Regions from separate parts of the Homo sapiens genome. Here all the other regions are linked to region 3. A link is a loop called in an ENCODE intact Hi-C map of the cell type or tissue named here. Cell type or tissue: dorsolateral prefrontal cortex. All regions are shown on one strand.

Region 1 (8,000 bases), 90 kb before region 3:
CGCCTGGCTAATTTTTGTATTTTTAGTAGAGACGGGGTTTCGCCATGTTGGCCAGGCTGGTCTCGAACGCCTGACCTCAGGTGATCCACCTGCCTCAGCCTCCCCAAGTGCTGGGATTACAGGCATGAGCCACTGCGCCCAGCCTTTCTTTCCTTTCTTTTCTTTCTTTCCTTCTTTCTCTTTCCTTCCTTCCCTCCTTTCTCCTTCCTTCCTTGTTTCCTTCCTCTTCCCCTTCCCCTTCCTCTTCCTCTTCTTCCTCTTCTTCCTCCTCCTCTTCTTCTTCTTTTTTAGACAAGGTCTCGCTCTGTTGCCCAGGCTGAAATGCAGTGGTGGGATTATAGCTCACTGCGACCTCGAATGCCTGGGCTCATGTGACCCTCCTGCCTCAGCCTCCCGAGCAGCTAGGACTACAGGCGTGTGTGCCACCATGCCTGGCTAATTTTTTAACTTTTTGGTAGAGACACAGTCTTGCCATGATGCTCAGACTGGTCTCGAACTCCTGGCCTTAAGTGATTCTCCCACCTTATTGTCCCAAAGCACTGGGATTATAGGTTTGAGCCACCATGCCTAGCCTTGGCTATTTCTTTTCTCACTAATTTGTGGATTGGTTGAGAGGACAGTCCAGAGCTGATCAGTACAGCTCCCAGCCCAGAGCAGGCTCTTAGCAACAGTGGGAGAGATGATGGCAACATTCGAAAAAAGTGGCTGAGCCTATCTGACCTGGAGTCAGCACTGAGAGAATTTGGAGAAGAGAGAAGTCCTGGAAGACTGCCTGGAGGAGGAGACACTGGCATGGAGCTAGACGGCTGAGTAGGAGTTGACTGCATAGCGAGCAGAAAAGTATATTCTTGGAGGGAGAGACAGCATGAGAAAAGCCCCAGAGGTGGAAATGAACAAAGCATGTACTGGAGACAGTGGGTAGGATGGTGAGGCTGGAGCAGAGGATACAGTGAGGACTGGGGAGCAGGCTATGTGAGGGGTGAGATCAGGGAGAATAGACAGGGAGATAGAACCAAGTTGGGGTGAGGCCCAGGCAGCTTCTCCAGAGGGGAAGAAGAGAAGTGGTAAGGGCAGAACTCTGGTGGGAGATCTGGGCTTGAGGCTTAGATTTGTCACTGTGTGGCTGTGCAACCTTGAATAAGTCACGGTGCCTCTCTGATCCTCCCTCTGCAAAAAATGAAAGAAGGGGATGGCTCCATATGGCAGGCTTACAGGTGTGGGGCTGGACTGGATGCCATTAACTACATTGGGAGCATTCAGAAACAGATTCCAGGGCCCCACTCCCAGCATCCCTGAATCCAGATTTTGATGGGTAGGGCCAAGGAATCTATATTCTTAAAAGAGCTTTCTAGTGGCTTTCTTGAGGAGCCACTGGCTAAGATAGTTCTGGACTCAGCTTGATAACTTTTCAATCTCTGAATGTGCCAAACGTGGTCCCACCTCAGGGCGTTTGCATCTCCAGTTCCTGCTGCCTCATTCCCACAAACCCCAGATCTTCAGATGGACAGCTCCTTCCTGTCATTCAGGCCTCAGCTCAAATATCACACCCTCAGAGACCTTCCCTGGACCCCTTATCTCAAGTGCCTTTGCCCCAATCTCTCCATGATATCCCATTGCCCTGTTTTATTTTCTTCCACATAGCGCTTCCTGAAACTATCTAATCTGTGTATTCAGATGTTCATTAATTTGTTTCCCCAGACTTTAATGAGGACAGGAACCTTGTGAGTCCAGTTCACAGCCATATGCCCAGTGCATAGAATAGCACTCAATAAATGTGTGATGAACGAGGTGCATGAAGGGAGCTGGGCTCAAAGCCCCTGTTCTTTTTTTTTTTTTTTTTTTTAATAGAAAAGAAGCTGTGGTTCCAGCACTTTGGAAGGCCAAGAGAGGAAGATCACTTGAGCCCAGGAGTTTGAGACCAGCCCTGGCAACACAGTGAGACCCTGTCTCTACAAAAAAAAAAAAAAAAAGAAAAAAAAGCCAGGTGTGGTGGCTCACGCCTGTAATTGCAGCACTTTGGGAGGCTGAGGTGGGTGGATCACCTGAGATCAGGAGTTTGAGACCAGCCTGGCCAGCAATGGTGAAATCCCATCTGGAAGCCGACACACGAGAATTGCTTGAGCCCGGGAGGCAGAGGTTGCAGTGAGCTGAGATTGCACGACTGCACTCCAGCCTGGGCGACAGAGTGAGACTCAGTCTCAATAATAATAATTAGCCAGGCATGGTGGTGTGTGCCTGTAGTCCCAGCTACTTGGGAGGATGAGGTGAGAGGATTGCTTGAGCCAGGGAGGTTGAGGCTACAGTGAGCTATGATCGTGTCACTCTACTCCAGCCTGGGCAACAGAGGAAGACCCTGTCAAAAAAAAAGAAAGTGAGAAAGAAAGAAAGAAAGAAAGAAAGAAAGAAAGAAAGAAAGAAAGAAAGAAAGAGAGAGAGAGAGAGAGAGAGAGAGAGAGAGAGAGAAAGGAAAGAAAGAAAGAAAGAAAGAGAGAGAGAGAAAGAAAGAAAGGAAAGAAAGAGAGAAAGAAAGAAAGAAAGAAAGAAAGAAAGAAAGAAAGAAAGAAAGGGAAAGAAATGGACAGAAAGAAAGAAAGAAAAGAAAGAAAGAAAAAGAAAGAAAGAAAAGAAAGAAAGAGGAAGGAAGAAGGAAAGAAGGAAGGTAGGCAGGCAGGCAGGCAGGCAGGCAGGCAGGCTGGCTGTGGGACCAGGAACAAGTGACCTACCTCTTGAGGCCTGGTGTGACACATGGATGGCAGGCTGGAAAGTTTATTTTTGAGTGGCAGCTGAGGATGGTCAGCAGGCCAGGGTGCAAATCCTGACCGTGAAGGAACTGGCACAGAGATTGCACTCGGTGAATGAATGAATGGATGAATAAATGCCTTCACTTTGCTGTGTGCCTTTGAACAAGGCTCCTCTGGCTCACAGCCCCAGCCTCCCCTCCTACAAAATGGGGTTGGCCTGGGTGGGTGTTCAAGGCCATTGGGTATTGACACTCAGAGCCTCTGTGTCCAATCTGGAACATAAATGGGAGCCATAGCTGGTGTTAGAGGAGAGGCAAGCACTGCCAGAGCCACGGTTCTCACATTTACTGGCCTTTCCTGAGGATCCCACCTAGCCCATAGCTAGCATCCTAAGACCAGGTAGGTGGGAATTAAATGGAGCTTCTGCCATCCTCATTCCTCAAATCCCCTTGGGAGTGAGAACAATCCCAGCTCTGCCCCCATCCTGGGAAGAGCATTTTGTCTGGAAATTCTACCAGGAAAACAAGGAAGGGTTGGGCCCCTATAATTTCTGCACCTGCTCAAACAGGAAGTAGCAGAAAGTTTGGGGCCAAGAAAAACAAGTTCAAGGTCATCCTGGATATCAGCATCCCCCATAGCCAAGGAGTCACCCCATCCCAGGAGGAGCTCTCTTGGCAATTAATGATTAACAGACAGATGGGGTATAAAGAGGGGATGGCCCAGGACCCACCCTTTAGCCTGTCACCAAAGGCTTAAGAGGAAGAAAAATTCACCTAGTCTTGTCTAGCATACCTTTGGTGACAGGGAGCTCACTACCAAACCAGCCCCCCATTGCCCTGAGAAAGTATGAAAGTGAAGCTGCCTTCCCACAACTGGGAACTGCAGAAGGCCTCAAGAGATCTAGTGGTCAGCCCACTCTCAAGTCAGAGGTCCAGAGGCTCAGGACTGGCCCCACCCCACGCCGTAGGCCTGCCCACAGGTTCCCAGCAGCAGAGGAAGCTGTAGCAGGCAAAGTAAGGAAGGGCCAGTTGGAGAGTTGGGGCTGGAGTTTAGCCTGTAGCCCAGCCCCTAGTCCCTCCTGACTCTGATGCTGAACTTGGGGAGGGGCTGACCTCTGATTGATCCTCATTTAAAAGCCCAGAGGACATGGTGTGGGGGGAGGTGGGGAGGCCTGAAGTCACCCCAATCCCACTGACAGTCCTAGGGAGGCAGCTTGGGCAACAGATGCCCTCTCCTCTTCCCCTGCAGCCTCTGTCCCGGGAAGCTGTAAGGAAGTTTCACAATGTTCTGGGCCTGCTTTCTCTGATGTCGCATTTCTTGTGTCCTCCTGGTGCTCTCTCTCTCATTGTCGCCCCCCTGACACAGGCTCCCATGCACACACAGGCCCGTCTTCCCACCCAGGCCCACACCTACCTCTCCGGAACAGTGAGCTCTTTCTAGATCCGCACTACCCAGCCCAGGCCCACACAGCAGCGGGGAGCCCTCAGCAGGTGCTGATCTGCGCTGCCCCCTGCTGGGCTATGGAGCCCTAGGATAAAGTACCCCTTGCCCCAGGCATCACCCAGGACTCCCAGGGCTCCTGGGGCGATGCACAGGAAGGACCCCTGAGTGGCATGGCATAGGATTCCAGTCTCCTAAGCAACTTGGGCCAGCCGACCCCATGCCCTCTGGGCCCCTGTTCCCCTGATGCAAGGAAGGGGATGCCCAGAACTTCAGATCTTGGACTTCGAGACATTCCAGTCCCCTGGGATGTGGGTTAAAGTGCAGACACTTGGGCCCACCGGGCAGAGTCTAAGTTAGCCAGTCTGGGGAACAGCCCAGGAGTCTGCATTTTTCATCAGCGGGCAGTGGTCCCACAGGTGATTCCAAAGCAGGTCATCCGTGGGCCGCACTGAGCCTCACTCGCCCACCTGTTGCTCTCTCTCAGGCTTTGAGACCACAGCCCCCAATAAAGACCTGAATCTGCTTTGTCCAAACTGCAGCCTGTTCCTTTTTTTCAGCACCCCATGTGCTGCAGGCAGGGAGGGGTTATAAACCTCATGGTACAGATGGGCAAACTGAGGCCCAAAATGGAGAACACCCAGTTTGAACAGTGCCTGACCCACAGTGAGGCCCCCAGCTTCCACCTCCCTCCGCAGGCTCCCCATGTGGTCTGGATTCTGGGGCCCAGCAGGTCATCTAGGGCCAGGCAGCAGCCGTGACTGGCATTCTTTGTTCTGGTCCCTATGCCCTCTGACCTCAGCAGGTCCTGGGCTGATTAAAATATCCCCTTACAGCTCTGATAGGCATGGTATCCCCTTACAGGGCAGAGAGGGACACGGTCCCATCTGAGGCAATACAGCCAGCTTGCCGCTGTGCTCTGACCACCCTCGGGAGCTGCACACTGCTAGCACAGGGAGATTAGAGGACTTTGGCCTAGAGGGTTTGCAGAGACCTGCTAGAAGAAAGCAAAGCTCAGAGAGGGCAGAGTTGCCCAAGGCCACTCAGTGCATACTTAATCCCAATTCAGTGCTTCCCCTTTGTCAGGCAGTGTCAATTCAGCAAGTCCTTCTAATGACCAAAAGCAGTGAATCCTGTTACTCTCCCATTTTACAGGCACAAGAGTTGATTAGTGGCAGAGACAGGATTCAATCCCACACAGCCTTGACTCTAGTCCTAGCCTAGGATAGTGGTCAGTGGATATGGCCCCAGCCCTACTCCTATCTTCCCTCTTACCACACCCTACTCCTATCCCTTCCCCAACCACCCTGGCCCCCAGCCCTTCACTGCTTCTTTCCTTTGTGTCTTTGCTCCCATGATTCCCACCTCCTAGGATACAGGACATGGGGCTGGCTTTGTAGACTTGGAGCCTGCTCTGTGAAATGGGCTCTTCAGAGCTCCAAATTCCAGCTTGAGGCTGTCCACCTCATCACCTTCATTGACATCTCCCAGAACCAGGGCATCGCCATCTCTACCTTTGGGGACCTCCATCCCCCCGAACTGTCCCCCCAAATCCTCCGCTGCCTCCTCAGTGTGGTTCTCCATAAAACAGCCAGAGTGAAATCTGAAACACAGCCCCTGCCCTAGCTGCCCTGGCCCTGCTGGCCTTTGGCCACTCTTTCTGGCTCACCTTCCCTGCCACAGCTCTCTTGAGCCACCTGGCTGACTCGCATTCACTCTTCCTTTCCAGAAAAACCACCACTCCCCTCTCTCAATTCACCGCCTCCTCCACAGCCCTCCTGCAACACTCTCTCTGAGCTCCCTGCGCCTTTCCTCCAGGGAGCCCACTGCTTTGTGCAGTGCCATACAGGCGTCTCTCGGTATCCCAGGGGTATTGGATCCAGGATACCAAAATCCAATCAGATACCAAAATCCAAGCACGCTCAAGTCCCTGACATTAAAATATAGCATATGCATACCCTCCTGTATACTTTAAATCATCTCTAGAATACTTATAGCTAATACAATGTAAATGCTATGGAGATAGTTGTATTGTTTAGGTAATGATGACAAGAAAAAGTCTGTACATGTTCAGTACAGATGCAATTTTTTTCTATCTTCAATCCTTGGTTGGTTGAATCCACAGATGCAGAACCCATAGATTCGGAGGGCCGACTGCATATTTTTTGATGATTCATCTCACATCTGTCTCTCCTGGCACACTGCTCTCCCTGAGGTCATAACCCAGTGCCCAGCTTGGCATTGTCACACAGCAGCTGCCAATGGGGGGAGGGGGGTGTCACCATTGAGTACATAGGAAGTGTGCACATCAGAGCCCCTCGGACCCCTGGGCCTCGTGCATCATGAACCTGCCAGGCTCACAGCAAAACAGGGCCAAATGCCTTCCGCCCCCACCCCAAACAAGTCACTGCTCAGGACTTCTTAATTTTCCTCCCCACAGGTTGCAGGGCTTCTCATTCTGTGATTTATAGCCCATCATATAAATTCCCCCATTATCTTTCACATGCAGCGCTCGGCCTCTCTGCCATTTAATAATACATTTGACTGGCTGGGCCTCTCCCGGGAGAAATCTAAAGCTTGGCTGCAATTCGGGGGCAGGCAACGCGGAATTCCAAGGGGTCATTTCAGACCCAAACCTTCAGCAGGTCTGAGCCTCCTACTCAGGGGCTAACTGGGCAGGGTCCCAATCCCTCTCCCCTCCCTTCCTCCAACAGAGAGACCATTGGCTGAGACGTCTCAATGTCCACTGGAGCTCTAGTGGCCAGTTTTACAGCAGGGGAGACCCTGCTTCTTCCCCCACCAGACTCAGTGGTTTCAAGGCTCCACAGCCATGATCTCAATCTACCTTTCCAATTCCCCGAGCAAGGCAGGAACCCATCGGAACCGTTTCACGGACGAAGTGGCTTCTCTGAAATATAGGGAGGTTGCCCCAGCCCTGCCCACTCCACGGGTGCTTGCTAGGCTCAGCCAGCAGAGAGTTCAAGGGTATCCTCTGTGCCAGGCACTGCACCCAGTGCTTGACTTGAATTGTCTCATTGCATCCTCACAAAAGCCTTCAGAGGGAAAAGGTGCTATTATGCCCATTTTGCAGATGGGGAAATCAAGCCTCAGAGACACTAAATTTCCCTAGGCTCCTCCAGGAAGCAAATAGCAGCTCCCTGGGGGAAAGTCTTACTGGAATGAAGGATGAGAAGGGGCTGGAGGCTACAGAGAACTCATGGCTTCATGCAGAGCCCTGCATTACAAAACAAAGTGTCCAGAAGGAAAAGAGAGCTCAAGGCTTTAGGATCTGACAGTCCAGGGGATAAATCCTACCCCTGGGGGTTCTCAGCTCTGTGACCTAGGGCAAGTTCCCTAACCTCTCTGGGCCCAAACTCCCCACTCTGTAGAATCTGAATACTATCCTCCCAGAACTGTCACAAGACTTGAATGAGACTGCACTCAGGAAGCTGCCTGGTAAACTGCCCAGTCCTGCACCGTGTCATTTTGGCTTGTTAGAACGGAGGAATCAAGACGTGGTGTAAAGACATGCAAAGACTCCTCCAGGCTGACATGGGACTGGCGGTTCAGAACAATGTGGGGATCTGGGCAGAAGACAGGGCTCCTCCTCAGCCCCATGCACCCACAGGCCAAGCTGCTTACCTCACTCTCGTACCAGCCACCTCCTGCCCAGACTTGGGAGAAACCAGACGGCCCTCCTGCTCCCGAGAGCACAGATCCCAGCGTTGCTCAGCTGGGGAGAGCAGCGAGAACTGGGCGTAGGGGCACTCCAGGCTAGCCCAGGCCAGGCCTCCCGCCTCTCCTCCCACCCAGCCACCA
Region 2 (8,000 bases), 460 kb before region 3:
TTTTTTTTTTGTCTCTTTTGAGTTTAGTCATCAAAAGTTAGCCTCTTTGAGGCCAGGGGTATCTGCAGGACCCAGCTTGTCACTTCACAACAGGGTGGGCCAGGCTCGGAGCATGAGAAACTTACCAAAGTGATGCCGTCCGGTGGGAGCGCCAGGTGGCCACCAGCCAGCCTTTCCCTGGTGATGACCCAACCTTCAGCCACACACATCGCCCTCACACGTCTGCAGTAAGCCTGGGAAGTAACATGGAGAATGCAGTGTCTCCTGCTTCTGAAGCACGGCATCCCTGGAGGCCGATGCAGTGGCCCTGGGTTCTGGCGCATAACTAGTAAAGGAGTAAAGACAGAAGTGAGGGGACTCCAGCTGTCAGAAGAAGGCAGATGGTTCAAAGCGGCTGGCAAGGACTCCATAGGAGCCATGGTTTCACCTCCCCATCTGCTTCCAGTGTTATTTCCTTTGTTGCCAAAAATAGAACTTCACCTCCTGCTTGGATGTATTATACTGTTCTTGTGCCCCTTGCTTAACAGTTCAATGTGTTAACTGGGAAAACGATATCATCTGAAACTCAAGATGCTGCTCCCCTCTGGAAAGTATATTTTCCTCTCTGGAAAACATACTTAGGTCCTGTTCATCAGGAAGTCCTTTTAAACAGCCCAAATGACGACTGGCATCTGTGTTGTGCTTGCAGTTTACCAAATGATTTTTATATACATGACCTCTTTTATCTTCACTCAGTTTGGGAAGGTATCATGATCTCTGATTTACAAATGAGGAAATAAAGGATCAGAATCACAGGTACTTGCTCCCGGTTATACAACTGCTGGTGTACTCAGATATTCTTATGTGGTTTAGTGCAATCGTTTCCCGAGGCCTGCTAAGTGCCAAGTGCTGTGGATACAAAACAAGTTAGAAATCCCCTTGCCCTCAGGATTTCTGGTAGAGGAAGGTGACCATTCATTCATTCAGTTGGACATTTATAGGGTCTACATCCCGTCATCTTTCCACTACATCATGTTCTTATTCATCATCTTATAGATGAGGAAGCTGAGATTCAGAGGGTTGAGTAACTGGCCCACAGTCCCATGGCCTATAGGTTCATGTAGCTGGGACTAAGACCCACATCTTCTGACTCTGTCACAGTTTCCTTTAGTGTGAACAAATATTTACTAAGTGCCCTTTATATGTCCAGCCCTGGCAGACTGGGGAGTCAGACAAAACATATAGTCTTGGCTTCCAATGAAGGGTCCTGCTTAGCAGAGGAGACGGATGGTCCAAGCTGGGATGGAATTAAACACAGGCACTATGGAAACCAGCATAACATGGAGTGGGGAAGGTGGGAAGGTGGAGAAGTCAGGAAAAGTTCCTATGCAGTCATTTCAAGTGAAATGAAACACTGAACTGGAGTTAGGAGACAGAGGTTCAAGTCTTTTTATTTTATTTCATTTTTATTTTTTTGAGACAGTCTTGCTGTGTCTCCCAGGCTGGAGTGCAGTGGTACGATCTCGGCTCACTGCAACCTCTGCCTCCTGGGTTCGAGCAATTTTCCTGCCTCAGCCTCCTGAGTAGCTGAGATTACAGGCCTGCGCCACCATGCCCAGCTAATTTTTGTATTTTTAGTAGAGACAGGGTTTTGCTATGTTGGCCAGGCTGCTCTCGAACTCCTGGCCTTAAGTGATCTGCCCACCTCTGCCTCCCAAAGTACTGGGATTACAGGTGTGAGCCACGTGCCTGACCATAGGTTCAAGTCAGGACTCTACCTTTTCACTGACTATGAGACCCTGGCCAAGTCATCTAGCCTTCCCCCACCCGCCAAGGCTTCTTCAGTGCCTCTTCTGCAAAAGGAGGAGATTGTAGATTTTCACTAAGATCCCTTTCTTCTAATTTTTTGTGATTCTCTGGGTTTGGCTTTCCTGGACTTTCATAAAACTCTTCATTGGAGTTAAAATTCTGCACAAGTTTCTGCTGCCAGGGTTTCAGTTGGAGCACAAAGGGCTTTATGTAATCCATCATCATCTTGCTAATGCTGGGGTCAGTGTAGCCTGGGGCTCAGCATCACAGCCAATAATGAAGGCTACGGTATGGCTGCCTCTGTGGGGCTGGCTGTGGCAACCCCCAGGCAATCGCAATTCCTTTATCTCAGCTTCACCCCCTCCCAGGTGAGGAACTGAAGCTGTATCTGCACATTCCTGCACAATCCCTGTGGTGTGATTCGCTGAGACTAGCAGATATTGGCTAAGCCAAGGCATCCTTCCTGTTGGCTCCTTCTGAAGGCCATTCAGAAAGATTCATATCTATCAAGGTTCTCACACTTCTTGACTGTTGCCCTTGCCGCCATTTCCTCTGTTGGGAGACCCTTCCTCCTCTTCTTCACTGCACAAACCTTTGCTACGTATCCTTGTTCAGAGCCGATGTCTCCAAATCTGTGAAGGCCCTTTCTGATACTTCCTCCCCTACTCCACCTCCTATACCCCTGCTGCCTTGAATGTGGGATAGTTGACCACTCTGTCCTCTGATCCCAATCCTGTACTCTCTCAATTATAGGACCCTAAAATATGCTATTTGCAGTGTTCCAGGCTGAGAGACAGTGAGGCAAGGGTTTGGGGTCAGAATAGACCTGGGTTGAAATCCTTTCTTCATTACTTCCTAAGTGTATCCCTCGGGTAAGTTAATTACTCTGAGCCTCAATTTCCTCATCTGTAGCATCAGAGGTTTGCTAGGAGAATCACACTCTATCCCCTCACTAAGTGGACATTTACTTATCTGCTCTCCCTGTTAAACTGGGGGTCCCTTGAGGAACTGGAATCTGGTCAGATTTATTTCTGCTCCCCAGTGCCCAACACAAAGGGGACCCTCAGGTGTATGTGTGAAATGAATGAATATTAAGAAAGGATTTGCAGTTTCAAATGGAAATCTAAGCTGGAGCTAAGAATGCTTAGACAAAGTGTTCTGGGTCTTCATGGCTTTTTGAAAATGTGGAAATGAATATATTTTAATTTTTAATAAAAATCTGATCTTGAGATGAATTATCTCATTATATGATGATAGATCACTTAGGAGAAGAAAAGAGCTAAGACTTCTTTTTGACTGAATTGTATCCCTGTTTGGCTTAACTTGGTGTGTGTGTGTGTGTGTGTGTGTGCGTGTGTGTGTGTGTATGTGTATTTTTTCCTCCTGCCAGAGACAGTCCTGTGCAATAACACTTCTCATACTAGGAGCTTATTGTTTAATTTTCTAAACTTCAATTTGCCCCCAATACATTTAATGTTTTAAATCACAAGTATTACAATCTTGCTACCTTGCCGTACTGATTTATTATGTGGAATTTTGAGATGAATACGATCATTAGAGGGCCACTGCTTTAATATGCTTTTTTTTTTCTCTCTCTCTCTAATGGCAAGCTTTTAAAAAGAAAAAGTAGGAGAAGTAAACATTTTTCTGGGACAGTCTATTTTAAAGGTCAAGAAAACCTTGCTTCCCCAAAGGAAGTTAAAGGTCATCTTTCACCCTTCAATTTTTGTCCTTTCATTTCATTTTGCAAAAGTTCTTAGTGATGTAGCCTGAGTCACTTGACTAGAGATGTCTAATTTTCTACGAGAAAAGAGCAGAGCCAATCTTGACTTCAATGCCTATTTCAAAAGGAAATTATAAAAATTGCTCTGCTCTACCCTTTTTCCTCATCTCCAAAGAAAGAAAGAAATCTCTCCTATTCTGTTTCTTGTTCAACTTCTTTTCTGTGTAATTGTATCTTGGAGGGGTTCTAATGAAAGGCAAAGCAAAGTAGAGATTTGAATTTAGAAAGGTGATGTAATCAAATTTTCTGGCCTTGCTAATGAAAGGATTCTCTTGTCCTTTCCCCTCACGCAAACATGCACCCTCTTCTCCCACCTTCCTTCTGAAATTAACCCTGTACATTTGCTAGAAGGATTAGAAGAATAAGATAAAAGGATATGTTTGGCTAGAATATATCGATAACAGTTCTTCTCTGTGTGTTTGGACCTAAGGATCCCTTCTTTTTCTTTTAGCTTTTTATTTTGACATAATTTTGGACTTACTGATAAATTGTAAGAATAATACAAATAATTTCTACATATCCTCCATGCAACCCCAGATGTTAACATTGATGTCTGCCGTCTCTCTCCTTTTTGAGAGTATGTTGCATACATGATGTTCCTATATGTACCCCTAACCACTTCTGTGTGTATTTCTGAAAAATAAGAGCACTTTCTTTCATAACCAGTGTCATTATCAAAATCATGAAATCAACAGCTATCTAGTATTATCATTTTCAGAATTTATTCAGATTTTAAAATTGTAATTTTTTATATATTGACTAGGGTTATTTAAAAACACACACTAGTTATGGGGCATACATCACATGCTCTGGCTATAATCGTGAATACATTATATACTTTTTTTCTTATTTAATTCTCACATTACACCTATAAGATGGATACTCTTATTACCTCCATTTTATAAATAAGGAGAATAAAATAAGGCTATATTAGTCTGTTTTCATGCTACTGATAAAGACATACCTGAGACTGAGTAATTTATTAAGAAAAAGAGGTTTAATGGACTCATAGTTCCATGTGTCTGGGGAGGCCTCACAATCGTGGCGGAAGGCAAAAGGTACATCTTACATGGTGGCAGGCAAGTGAGAATGAGAGCCATGAGAAAGGAGAAACTCCTTGTAAAACCATCAGCTCTGATAAGACTTATTCACTACCACAAGAACAGTATGGGGAAAACTGACCCCATGATTCAATTATCTCCTACCAGGTCCCTCCTGTGACATGTGAGAATTATGGGAGCTACAGTTCAAGATGAGATTTGGGTAGGGACACAGCAAAACCATATCAAAGGCTTAGAGAGTTCAAGTGCCATGCCCAAGCTTACGCATTCCTCTCTAGGTACTTAGCAGGTACTAACAACCATTAGGTGGCAGATCTTGCTTTGAATCATGACCTATCAGACACTGAAAGCCATATTTTTAACTATCATGTAAACTACAACTCTGATTTTGAGGACATTTTGGCAGATTTCAGTTCTAGAGAGAATTACCTTGGAAATAACCTATTAAATGTAAACAGATGTGATATGGAATATTCAAATGCCCATGGAAAGCTGTCCTTCGATTGGATACATTTGTCAATACAGCTAACAATACTATATTTGAATGCTTGTTTTTGTAGCAGCATAACTAATGGTTAGATGTCCCTCCATTGCAGAGGATGGCAAACTTCCTGTAAAAGCCAGATAGTAACTCTTTTCAGCTTTGTAGGTCATAGAGTCTCTGTCATAAATACTCAGCTCTGCTGTTGGAGTGTGAAAGCAGACATAGACCATCCATACGTAAATGAGAAAACTTTCTTTACAAAACAGGCACTGGTATACTTGAACCACGCTCCAAAGTTTGCCAGCCCCTGAGATAGAGGGCTGAAATAATCTCACTTCATTGAGGAGGCTCTAAAGGGGTGTTACAATTGCAGCAAGAAAAAATAGATGTATTTTCGTTTTAAGCAATACCTGAATCTCATTTTTATAAAGGGAGGGAGTCGACATGGTTTTCATTTTCACTTAATACAACTTTCATTGTGTGTCAGTTGTATTAAATGATGATTAAGAGGAAAGAGACTTGTGTTAAATGATAAAGGTAATTTATAAGGAAGAATGAACTGTCAGATTAACTAAACATTAGAAGGCACTTCAGAGGCAATATTAATACATGAAATAATGTTAAGAAAAACATAATAAAGCTCAATACTAGTCTATTTATACAGGTTTAATGACCACGTAGGATACAGTTTCTCTTGGAGAGATACAAAGACAAAGAGGAAGGTGGAAAAAGAGAAACAAATATTAGAGAATTAAATTTAGTTTATGGGAAATTATATGATTATTTATTAAAATTATATATAGTAGCCATCTCTAGAGATAGCAAAGAAGAAAATAGATCAGCCTTCATGGACTGGATTTAGATTTCTAACTATCTGAAATCATGGAATGGATTCATATAACCCCTTGAAATTAGTACATCTCTATTATTCTATAGTTTTATGAAGCAGACACTAAAATGGCTATGTGTGTATACAAAGTCATATATATATTTTAAACTTTTATTTAAAGTCATATATATATATATACAACATTCATTCTTCTCTGGACAGTATATAGTATTATATATGTGCATATATGTGTTCTTTATGTATATCTACTTATATATAGTGTTTATATAGTAAATGTGTTTATGTACACATTATGGTATATAGAGTACATACATATATGTCTACATATATACTATACAGAGAATAGAGAACAATAAGTAATGTACAGGTAAATATTTATGCATCATTCATTTTATTAGATTTTCACATCAAAAAAGCTGGTGAAGTTAACAGTGAGTAGATATTAAAAATTTTTTAAATTTTAATAAATTTGTATTTTTATTGTTTACTTAATAAAATTATCATTTTGTTATGTTAAAATAAATATTTAATTGGCAAATAAAAAATGTATGTATTTATCATGTACAACATGTTGTTTTGAAATATGCATACATTATGGAATGGCTAAATTGAGCTAATTAACATGCAGATTACCTCACATATATATCATTTTTGTTTGTGGTGAGAACACTTAATATCTACTCTCTTAGTAGCAATTTTCAAGAATACAATACATTGTTATTAACTATACTCACCATGTTGTACAATAGATCTCTTGAACTTATTCCTCTAATCTAACTGAAATTTTGTATCCTTTGACAAATAGCTCCCCAATGCCCCTAGCCCCTGGTAACCCTCATTCTATTCTCTACTTCTGTGTGTTCAACTTATTTAGATTCCACAGATAAGTGAGATCATGCAGTATTTGTCTTTCTGTGCCTGGCTTATTTCGCTTAACGTCCTTCAGGTTCATCCAAGTTGTTGCAAATGACAGGATTTCCTTCTTTCTTAAGGCTGAACTATATTCCATTGTGTAGACATGCCACATTTTCTTCATTCATTCACCCGCGACGGACACAGGTTGATTCCGTATCTTGGCTATCGCAAATCATGCTGCAATAAGCACGGGAGTGCGGATCTCTCTTCAACATATTGGTTTCATTTCCTTTGGATAAAAACCCAGTAGGATTTCTGGATCATGATGGGTAGTTCTATTTTTAGTTTTTTTGTTTTCCATAATGGCCATACTAATTTACCTTCCCACCAACAGTGTGCAAAGGTTCCCTTTTCTCCACATCATCGCCAAGATCATGTCTTTTTGATAATAGCTGTTCTAACAGGTGACAGCTCATTGGGTTATTAATTTGCAGTTCTCTGATGATTAGTGATTCTGAGCATTTTTTCATATCCCATTGGCCATTTGTATGTTTTCTTTAGACAAATATCTATTCAGATTCTTTGCCCATTCTTTAATAGGGTTATTTGTTTTCTTACTACTGAGCTGAGTACCTTATATATTTTGGATATTAACCCTTTATCAGATGTCTGGTTTGCAAATATTTTCTCCCATTCCATAGGTTGTCTCTTTATTTGGTCGACTGTTTCCCATTCAGATTTTGACAATTATCCAAATAATGTATAGCAAAAGAAGGTCCTGGATTGTGCATCACATTTGGTTGTTGTGTCTTTTTAGTCTCCTTCAATCTGGAAGAATTTCTCAGTCTTTCTTTGTGTTTCATGACATTGGTATTTTTGATGAGCACAGGCTACTTAGTACACTGCCCCTCAATTTGGGTTTGTCTGGGGTTTCCTCAGTATTAGATCCAGGATACACATTTTTGGCAGGAGTACCACAGAAGCAACATTGTGTTTTTCTCGTGGGTATCATATCTGGAGGCACATGATGTCCTTCTGTCTTATTACTGGTAATGTCAACTTTAATCATTTGGCTAAGGTGGTGTCTGCCAGATTTTCATGGAAAAGTTGCTATTTTCCCCTTTCTAATTAGTAAGTATCTTGTGGGAAGATACTTTAAGACTACGTAATGTCCTGTTA
Region 3 (8,000 bases):
AGTATCTAGGCCAGTCAGTGGAAGTGTCCTTTCAAATCCTGCTCCCCATCCAGGGGTGACCACTCCCCATCCAGGTGGGTGACTGTGAGTTCAGCCCCTTTCCAATGCACACAGACATGTACACATGGGCACACACGCACCCACAAGCTTCATTATTCACACCACACACAGCTCATTCCACACGATGGTTCCGTGACATGCTTCTGTCACTTAGCATCTCCCCCGTGTCTTCCCATCTCAGCACCTGGATCCATCCTCTTTGATCTTTGTATTGACCACCAAGCATCACGTGGCAGGCTATGCCACCCTGCACCCAGGCGGTCCCCTACCATTGGGCATCCAGGCTGCTCCCTTCTCTAGGCAATTACCAGCCATGCTGCTGTGACCCTACAACATGCGGTTCTAACTCTGTGCACTGTTGCCAGCCTTTTAGTCAAAAAGATTCTCTGAAGCAAAAGTGCTGTGTTAAAGGGCACAAGAACTGAAGTTTTGGATCAGCGTGGCATCCTGTAGCAGTTTCCTGTCTTGCTGCCAGGAACAAGCATTGCAAACCCTCTGGGACCTGGGGAAGTCCTGTGGGGTGGTCAGGAACTGGGACCTCAGTGTCTCAGATGCCCCTAGGAGACTCTAGGGCTCAGGCATCACCAGGGTGGACAGACCTGCCTCCTCCTGCAAAGTTGGGCCGGGTACCTGTCTTGGTAGAAACCCTTGGGGACAGTTTATCCATCCATCCATCCATCCATCCATCCATCCATCCATCCATCCATCCTTCCATCCTTCCATCCATCCATCTGCCCATGGATTCAGCAAGTATTTCCTGAGCCCTGATTAGGTTCAAGTACTCGGGCTATGGTGGTGAGTACGATCATGTGTCTGCCATTTAAATCTTCACTGTCTGGTGAAGGAGGCACTTGTTCATTCATTCATTTATTTAGCAAATATTTATCTGGGTCTACTACATGCCAGATACCATTCTAGATACTGAAAATACAGCAGGGAACACAGGAGAAAGAAATTCCTGCCCTCATAGACTTACTTCTAGTAGAGGAGACAGATAAGGAACATATAAACATATGTCTAAGACGGGAAGTACCGGAGACCTCATCTGCATGCAGATTGGCCAGGGGAGACCTCCCTGAATAGAGATCTGAAAGCAAGAGGCAGGGCACTGTGCAGATATGATGGGGGGAGTTTCAAAGGGAGAGGGAACAGACAGTGCGAAGGCTCTGAGGCCAGCAGTGGTGGGAGAACAGGTCAGCCCCCGAGGGTCTCGTAGGCAGGGAAGGGCTTGGCTGTTACTCCAAGTGAGGTGGGGCCTGAGGGTGAACATGGCCTCACTTCCAGGCCAGGTGCCAGTTGGGAATAGACTGCAGGGGGCCAGGGCTGAAGTAGTGATGGGGCCAGGAGGCCACTGCACGTGCCTTAACAAGAGATCTTGGACCAGGTGGTCTAGGCGAGGTGGTGAGAAGGCGTGGGACTCTGGTGTATGTTGAAGGTGGTCACTGGCTTTCCTGACGGATTGGATGTGGGGTGAGAAAAAGGAGTGAACGATGACACCAAGCTTTTTGGCTTCCTGAACAGAAGGATGAGGGTCCCAGAAGAAGAGTCAGTGGAGGAAGGGGTTTGAGCCAAGAGCTTCATGTGAACTTGCTGGGCTGGAGGCATCCATTAGACATCGAGTGGAGAGGTGAGGAGCAGCCGGAGGACAGATTCAGGCTGAAATAGAATTCAGGGGCTGTCAGCATGCAAATGGGATTGAAACCCAGGCATCTGAAGGCCGGTGCAAAGGGAAGGAGAGTAGACAGAGGAGAGGAGAGGAGAGGAGAGGAGAGGAGAGGAGAGGAGAGGAGAGGAGAGGTCCCGGCCCAGTCCTGGAAGACACCAACATTAGGTGCAGGAGATGAGGAAGAACCGGCCAAGAGAACTGAGTAGGAGCAGCCAGCCAACAGGAGGAGACCTCAGAGACAGCAGTGACCTGGAAGCCATGGGAGGAGGGCTTTCAGCAAGGAGGGCATGGCCAGCTGGGTCAGGCAAGGCTGAGCAGCTGTATGTGCTGAGGACTGACCGCTGTCCCAAGATTTGGCAACAAGGAGACAGATGATAAGCAACAGCAACACAGTGTGATGAGGGCAGAGACCAGGGAAGCCCAGGTGACCATGGGAGCCCCAAGGAGGGGCACCCAATCAGGGAGGACTTCCTGGAAGAAGGGATGTCTAAGCAGAAACCTGAGGGGTGCACACACATTCCCCAGGTAAAAATGGGGAGGCCAGGCTGAGGGAACAGCACAGACAGAGGCCAGGAGCAGAGAGCAGGCACAGCTCATTTGGGGAACTGAAAGTAAATAAGCCTGGCTGTGATATGGGGCTCAGGAGGGCTTAGGGGTGGGCGAGGGTGTTATTCCTAGAACCCTGGAGAGATCAGCAAAGCAGATGGTGGGGTCCTCAATTAGAGACCAGACTTTGGTGATGGGTGGGTGATGGTAGAGGGAGGAAAGTAGGCTGGTGGCTGGAGAGATGGTGGAGCCATTCCTGAGATGGGGAACCAGGAAGGGAAGCGATTTGAGGAAGATGAGAATTCAGATGACTTTAGGATGCTGGAGGACATTTGAGGCGATATCCATCATCAGCTGGGCATGCAGGCTGGGCATCGAGTCTGGGAGGCGACCGCGTGCACAGGGAGGAGGCCAGACAGGGCTGGGTGAAGGGACACACACACTCATCTCTTTCTGGTGCCGCTTGAGGTCAGCCTGTGTCCAGCCACCCTCTGGGTGCTGGGGAGGGGCCTGGCAACCACCAGTCATTGTGGTTTGTCTCTCCAGACAGCAGGAGTCCAAGGGAAGCCCAGTGGTTCCTTAGACAGGCTGTGGTAACTGTGCCTCGTCCCTGCCACCTCCACCTACCCAGAGGCCACCGAGTGTCTTTGCACACCCCTCAAGCACCCACCACCAGGAGAGGTATGGTCACGAACATTCGCTCATGGCACAGCAATGTATGGAGCACCTGCTGAGTGCTGCATGGTCCTGGCCCTGAGAGAGCAGTAATGACCCAGGAAGACAGACCCCTGCCCTCCTGAGGCCACCGTCCAATGAAAGAGGCAGGCAATAAACCCATCATTAGAATCAAGTGTGAAGCCTGGGCGTGGTGGCTCACGCCTGTAATCCCAACACTTTGGGAGGCCAAGGCAGGAGGATCAGTTGAGGTCAGGAGTTCGAGACCAGCCTGGCCAACATGGCAAAACCTCGTCTCTACTAAAAATACAAAAATTAACCGGTGTGCACCTGTAATCCCAGCTACTTGGGAGGCTGAGGCAGGAGAATCGCTTGAACCTGGGAGGCAGAGGTTGCAGTGAGCAGAGATCGTACCACTGCACTCCAGCTTAGGTGACACAGCGAGACTCCATGTGATGTTGAGAAAGGGAAGCCTGGGGGACCTTTGGGGGCTGGGCGGCAGGGGGGTGCTTCCGGGAGGAGGCAACATTTAAACTATAGGTCTGAAGGATGAGTCAGAGTTAGCCAAGAAGAAAAAGGAGTGAAAAGGTGTTTGAGTGAATGGGAATGGCATGTGGGAACCTCAGAGGTAAGAAAGTGCCTGACAGGTTTAAGGGAATGAAGGGATTAAGTGAGATGGAGCATTGGGTGTTGGCGGTGGTAAGGAACCTCAGGAGTCAGGCTTAGGGACTTGGACCTTCTCCTGAGGGCGATAGGGAGCCATTGCGTGTCTTAAGCAGGGAGTGGCTTGCTCAGATTTGCATGTGGGAGAATTCAGAGACAGATCAGAAACACTCAACCTCAGCCCAGAGGGGCCCAGGCAAGACCCCCCTCTCCCTCCTCTGTAGTTCCCTTGACGCGTGAGGTGGGTCAACACGGCTTGCACTCCCCCAAGGACCCGAACCTAAGGTCCTCTGGAGGCAGGCCCCAAGCCTGTCCTAACAAGTGCCGTGAGAGCCCTCCAGGCCTGCTCTGGGAATCCAGTCTTGTCGCCAGGAGACACGAGCCCATTTGACTCCGGTGGGGGGAGGTGGGCTGGGCGGCACCACCGCGTGAATGCTCCGGAGCTACCCACGGAGGCGACTGACTGGCTGCCAGCGTGCGCTCCGGATGCCACCTGGTAAGGCTGTCGGCGGGAGGCCAAAGAAATCAATCAGGTCCCGAAGACACGCCGCCCCCTCCCTGCCACAACAGTCCCCTGCCCTCGGAGCCTGGAGAGGCTGGGCTGTCCCCGCAGCGCCACCGTGTGGGCGAGGTGGTCACGACGGCAGGTGGTCGGGGCGCTCAGCTGGAGGTGCTGGTGCTGGGGAGAGCGGAGGACACCGCGGGATCGGCAGGCGTTGGGGACCCCACGGCAGCCATCGATCCTATTCTCATCACATAGTTTCAAATTAATTTTTTCAAAACGGAAACATATTTGCGGCCTGTTTGTGACTTGTAATTATTAAGTAATAATATACTTCCTGAAAACAACATGCAAACTCCATGGACTATAGAAAAAGGCAGGCATGGGCAGCTTCCCTGCAGAATTCCATCCCACCACAACCTCTGATTGCATTTTGGCAAACAGGCTTCAGATTATTTTTCTGGCTTCTTTTTTTTTTAAGTCAGGGTCTAGCTCTGTCGCCCAGGCTGGAGTGCAGCGGAGCGGTCATGGCTCACTGCAGCCTCCACTTGCCTGGGTCAACCGATCCGCCCACCTCAGTCTCTCAAGTAACTGGTACTACAGGCACGCACCACCATATGTAGGTAGTTTTTTCATTATTATTTTTGTAGAGACAGGGTCCCACTCTGTTGCCCAGGCTGGTCTCAAACTCCTGAGGTCAAGCAGTCCTCCTGCCTCAGCCTCCCAAAGTGCTGGGATTACAAGCATGAGCCACCATGCCCAGCCCAGATTTTCTTCAACAGAAAGAATATATGTATATGTATATATATATATATATATATATTCACACACACACAAATGAGGTCATATTGCATATGCCTAATGTTCTGCCACTTGCTTTGCTTTTTAAACATTTTTATCAACTGTGGAGTTCGGAGAAAAGAATATTTATTTAGATTGGGCTTGGTGGCTCACACCTGTAATCCCAGCACTTTGGGAGGCCGAGGTGGGCGGATCATGAGGTCAGGAGATCGAGACCATCCTGGCCAACATGGTGAAACCCCATCTCTACTAAAAATACAAAAATTAGCTGGGCATGGTGTCATGTGCCCATCATCCCAGCTACTCGGGAGGCTGAGGCAGGAGAATTGCTTGAATCAGGGAGTCGGAGGTTGCAGTGAGTGAGCTGAGATCGCCCCACTGCATTCCAGCCTGGCAACACAGCAAGACTCCATCTGGAAAAAAAAAATTTATTTAATATACGTGCAGTATATGAATCAGGTTGAAGTGGGACACTGTGTGCCCACCGTCCAATTTAAGAACATTTTAATTACCCTGAAGTTTCTTTTAAAAATATATTTTTCCCTCCTTTCTCACCTTATTATGGATTATATGGGTTTTTTTGTTTGTTTTGGTGGGTTTTTTTTTTTTTTTTTTGGACAAAGTCTTGCTCTATCACCCAGGCTACAGTGCAGTGGTGCGATCTCGCTCACTGCAACCTCCGTCTCCCAGGTTCAAGCGATTCTCGTGCCTCAGCCTCCTGAGTAGCTGGGATTACAGGCACCCATCATCACGCCTAGCTAGTTTTTGTGTTTTCAGTAGAGACGGAATTTCACTATGTTGGCCAGGCTGGTCTTGAACTTCTGACCTCAAGTGATCCGCCCACCTCGGCCTCCCAAAGTGCAGGGATTACAGGCGTGAGCCACCAAGCCCAGACTGATACAGTACTTTTAATTAATCCATGGCATTGCTTTATTAATTTGTTAGTACTCCTTTCTTTTAGTGGTTATCCTAAAGATTATAATGCGTATCCTTGACTTATTAAAGTCTGCTACAGACAAACTCTCACTGCTCGTAGGGAAATGCAGGAAGTTTAGACCACTTAAAACTCCATTTACCCCCTCCTGACTTGGATGCTATTGTCATCTGTTACCATCTGCTATTTGAATCCTTTATATATTTCAAACTCCACAAGACCTAATTATTATTGTTTTATACAGACAATATTTGTTTAGATTAACCAAATATTTTCTCTCTCCATTGGCCTTCATTTCCTCCCAAATCTCCAAGTTTCCATCTGGGATCCATTTTCTCCTGCCTGAAAATCACCCTTTGCTAATTCTTTGATGGGGACGTGCTGGTGATAAATTCTTTCCATTTTTATTTGTATGAAATGTCTCAGTTTCACTTGAATTTAAAAAAAAATTTTCTTTTTCTTTTTATAAAATCAGATCTTCTAGAAGAGGCCACCTTTGTTTTTGAAGAGTATTTTTTGCTGGGTACGTTGGTGTAGGCTGGCAAGAGAAGGCAAGAAAAGAGAGAAAAATAACCGTGTAAGTGGGACAAATAGAAAACAAACAGTAAGACCAGTGGCCTAGACCAGGCACAGTGGCTTACACTTGTAATTTCAGCAATTTGGGAGGCCGAGGCAGGTGGATCACCTGAGGTCATGAGTTCAAGACCAGCGTGGCCAACATGGCGAAACCCTGTCTCTACTAAAAATACAAAAATTAGCCGGGCGTGGTGGCACAAGCCTGTAGTCCCAGCTACTTGGGAGGCTGAGGCAGAATTGCTTGAATCTGGGAGGCGGAGGTTGCAGTGAGCCTAGATCACGCCACTGCACTCCAGCTTGGGTGACAGAGCAAGACCCTATCTCAAACAAAAACAAAAACAAAAACAAAGGCGCAAATCAGATCTGCCTCTCAAAGTTGCTGGAGGGACAGCATGGGGCCAGGGGTAGGGAAAAGCAGGTAGCGACAGGGGCAGAGAGGGGTGGGGATGAGAGTGGGCCCGTATGTGACAGGACACTCCCTGGGGTCAGTTCTTCAGAGCTGGGGGCCCGGAGTTGAGGATGGGAGTGGAGAAGGGAGATGGGGCAGGGGTAGACTCTGGAGTTTGGCAGCCAGGGGAGCCTCAGCGGTGGAGCTGAAAGAGCCCTGGAAGCGGTCCTTGGAGAGTATTTGGGGAGGAAAGCAGGGGATTGCTAAGGAAACCGTCCTACAACAACCCACTCCAGTCGGAGCTCACTGAAGTTCCCGAATAAGAACTCTCTTCTCTTTCAGGGTGCAGCTTCCTACCCACATCTGCACCTCTGAGGGGGTGTATGTATGTGCTGGTGTGTTTGCGTGTTTGCTTTATGTGAGGGGTTTATGTGTTCTTGTGTGTCTGTGTGCAGCCCCTCTCACTGCATAACCACTTTACCCCCATGGCCTGGCTTTCTCTGCTCAGGGCCTCGTATATGCCCGTTCCTCTGCTGGAAAACCCTTTCCCTCCCCTCCCCTTTGCCTGGTGCTCTTCTGCCCATTCATCAAGAGGAGGTGGAGCCCACACCTGTAATCCCAACACTTTAGGAGGCCAAGGCAGGAGGATCCCTTGAGCTCAGGAGTTTGAGACCAGCCTGGGCAACATTGTGAGACTCTGTCTTTACAAAAAAAAAAAAAAAATTTAAATTAGCCGGGTGGTGGCACTCACCTGTAATCTCTGCTACTCAGGAGGCTGAGCTTGAGCCTGGGAGGTTGAGGATACAGCGAGCAGTGATTGCTGGGTGACAGAGCAAGATCTTTTCTCAAAAATAAAAAACAAAGGAGGGGGAGGGGGAGGGGTCTTCTCCCCCAAAAGCCTTCCCTGACCTCCTCACATGTCTAGTGAGGGGCTCCTCTGGTATTCTCGCACCTCTGCCCTGGGCTTCTTTCTCCCCCAGCACTGATCACATTGGGTGCTAATCTCTGGTTCTTGTGTCCATGAGTTCCTCAAGGGCAGGACAGGATCTTGTCTATTTCTATATCCCTGGCACCAGGCAGGGACCTGTCACAGAGAGAGGCTCAGAGGATGCTTGTTGAATGAATGAATGAGGGAATAAGTTAATGACCACATGAACAGCCACTTCTTCAGAAGGGTTTGGGACACAGG

The links. Peaks named below come from ENCODE experiments on the same cell type or tissue, not always from the same donor. Only the 100,000 strongest peaks of a DNase experiment are listed, where the experiment ranks them.
Region 1: it touches region 3 in a loop (3-fold over the local background); 20 of 110 quality-filtered maps call a loop at or near these places.
Region 2: a loop joins it to region 3, with 4 times the contacts of the local background. A loop is called at or near these places in 10 of 110 quality-filtered maps.

The regions. Positions count from the first base shown.
Region 1 is chr9:121,636,459-121,644,458 of GRCh38, reverse strand. It overlaps a transcript of DAB2IP not described here. Among named protein-coding and RNA genes, the nearest start is that of DAB2IP, 11 kb to the left of the region's middle. In dorsolateral prefrontal cortex, a CTCF peak has its summit at 4,256 (motif pointing left); DNase peaks (open chromatin) are centred at 4,238, 6,428 and 7,901; H3K27ac peaks cover 5,350 bases.
Region 2 is chr9:122,007,818-122,015,817 of GRCh38, reverse strand. All of the region lies in intron 3 of TTLL11 (tubulin tyrosine ligase like 11), which reads left to right. Among named protein-coding and RNA genes, the nearest start is that of TTLL11, 81 kb to the left of the region's middle. In dorsolateral prefrontal cortex, no CTCF peak of the experiment used is centred here; no DNase peak of the experiment used is centred here; H3K27ac peaks cover 4,237 bases.
Region 3 is chr9:121,546,885-121,554,884 of GRCh38, reverse strand. All of the region lies in intron 1 of LOC107987016 (a long non-coding RNA gene), which reads left to right. Among named protein-coding and RNA genes, the nearest start is that of GGTA1, 51 kb to the right of the region's middle. In dorsolateral prefrontal cortex, CTCF peaks have their summits at 4,022 and 4,229 (motif pointing left); DNase peaks (open chromatin) are centred at 2,724 and 4,224; H3K4me3 peaks cover 851 bases.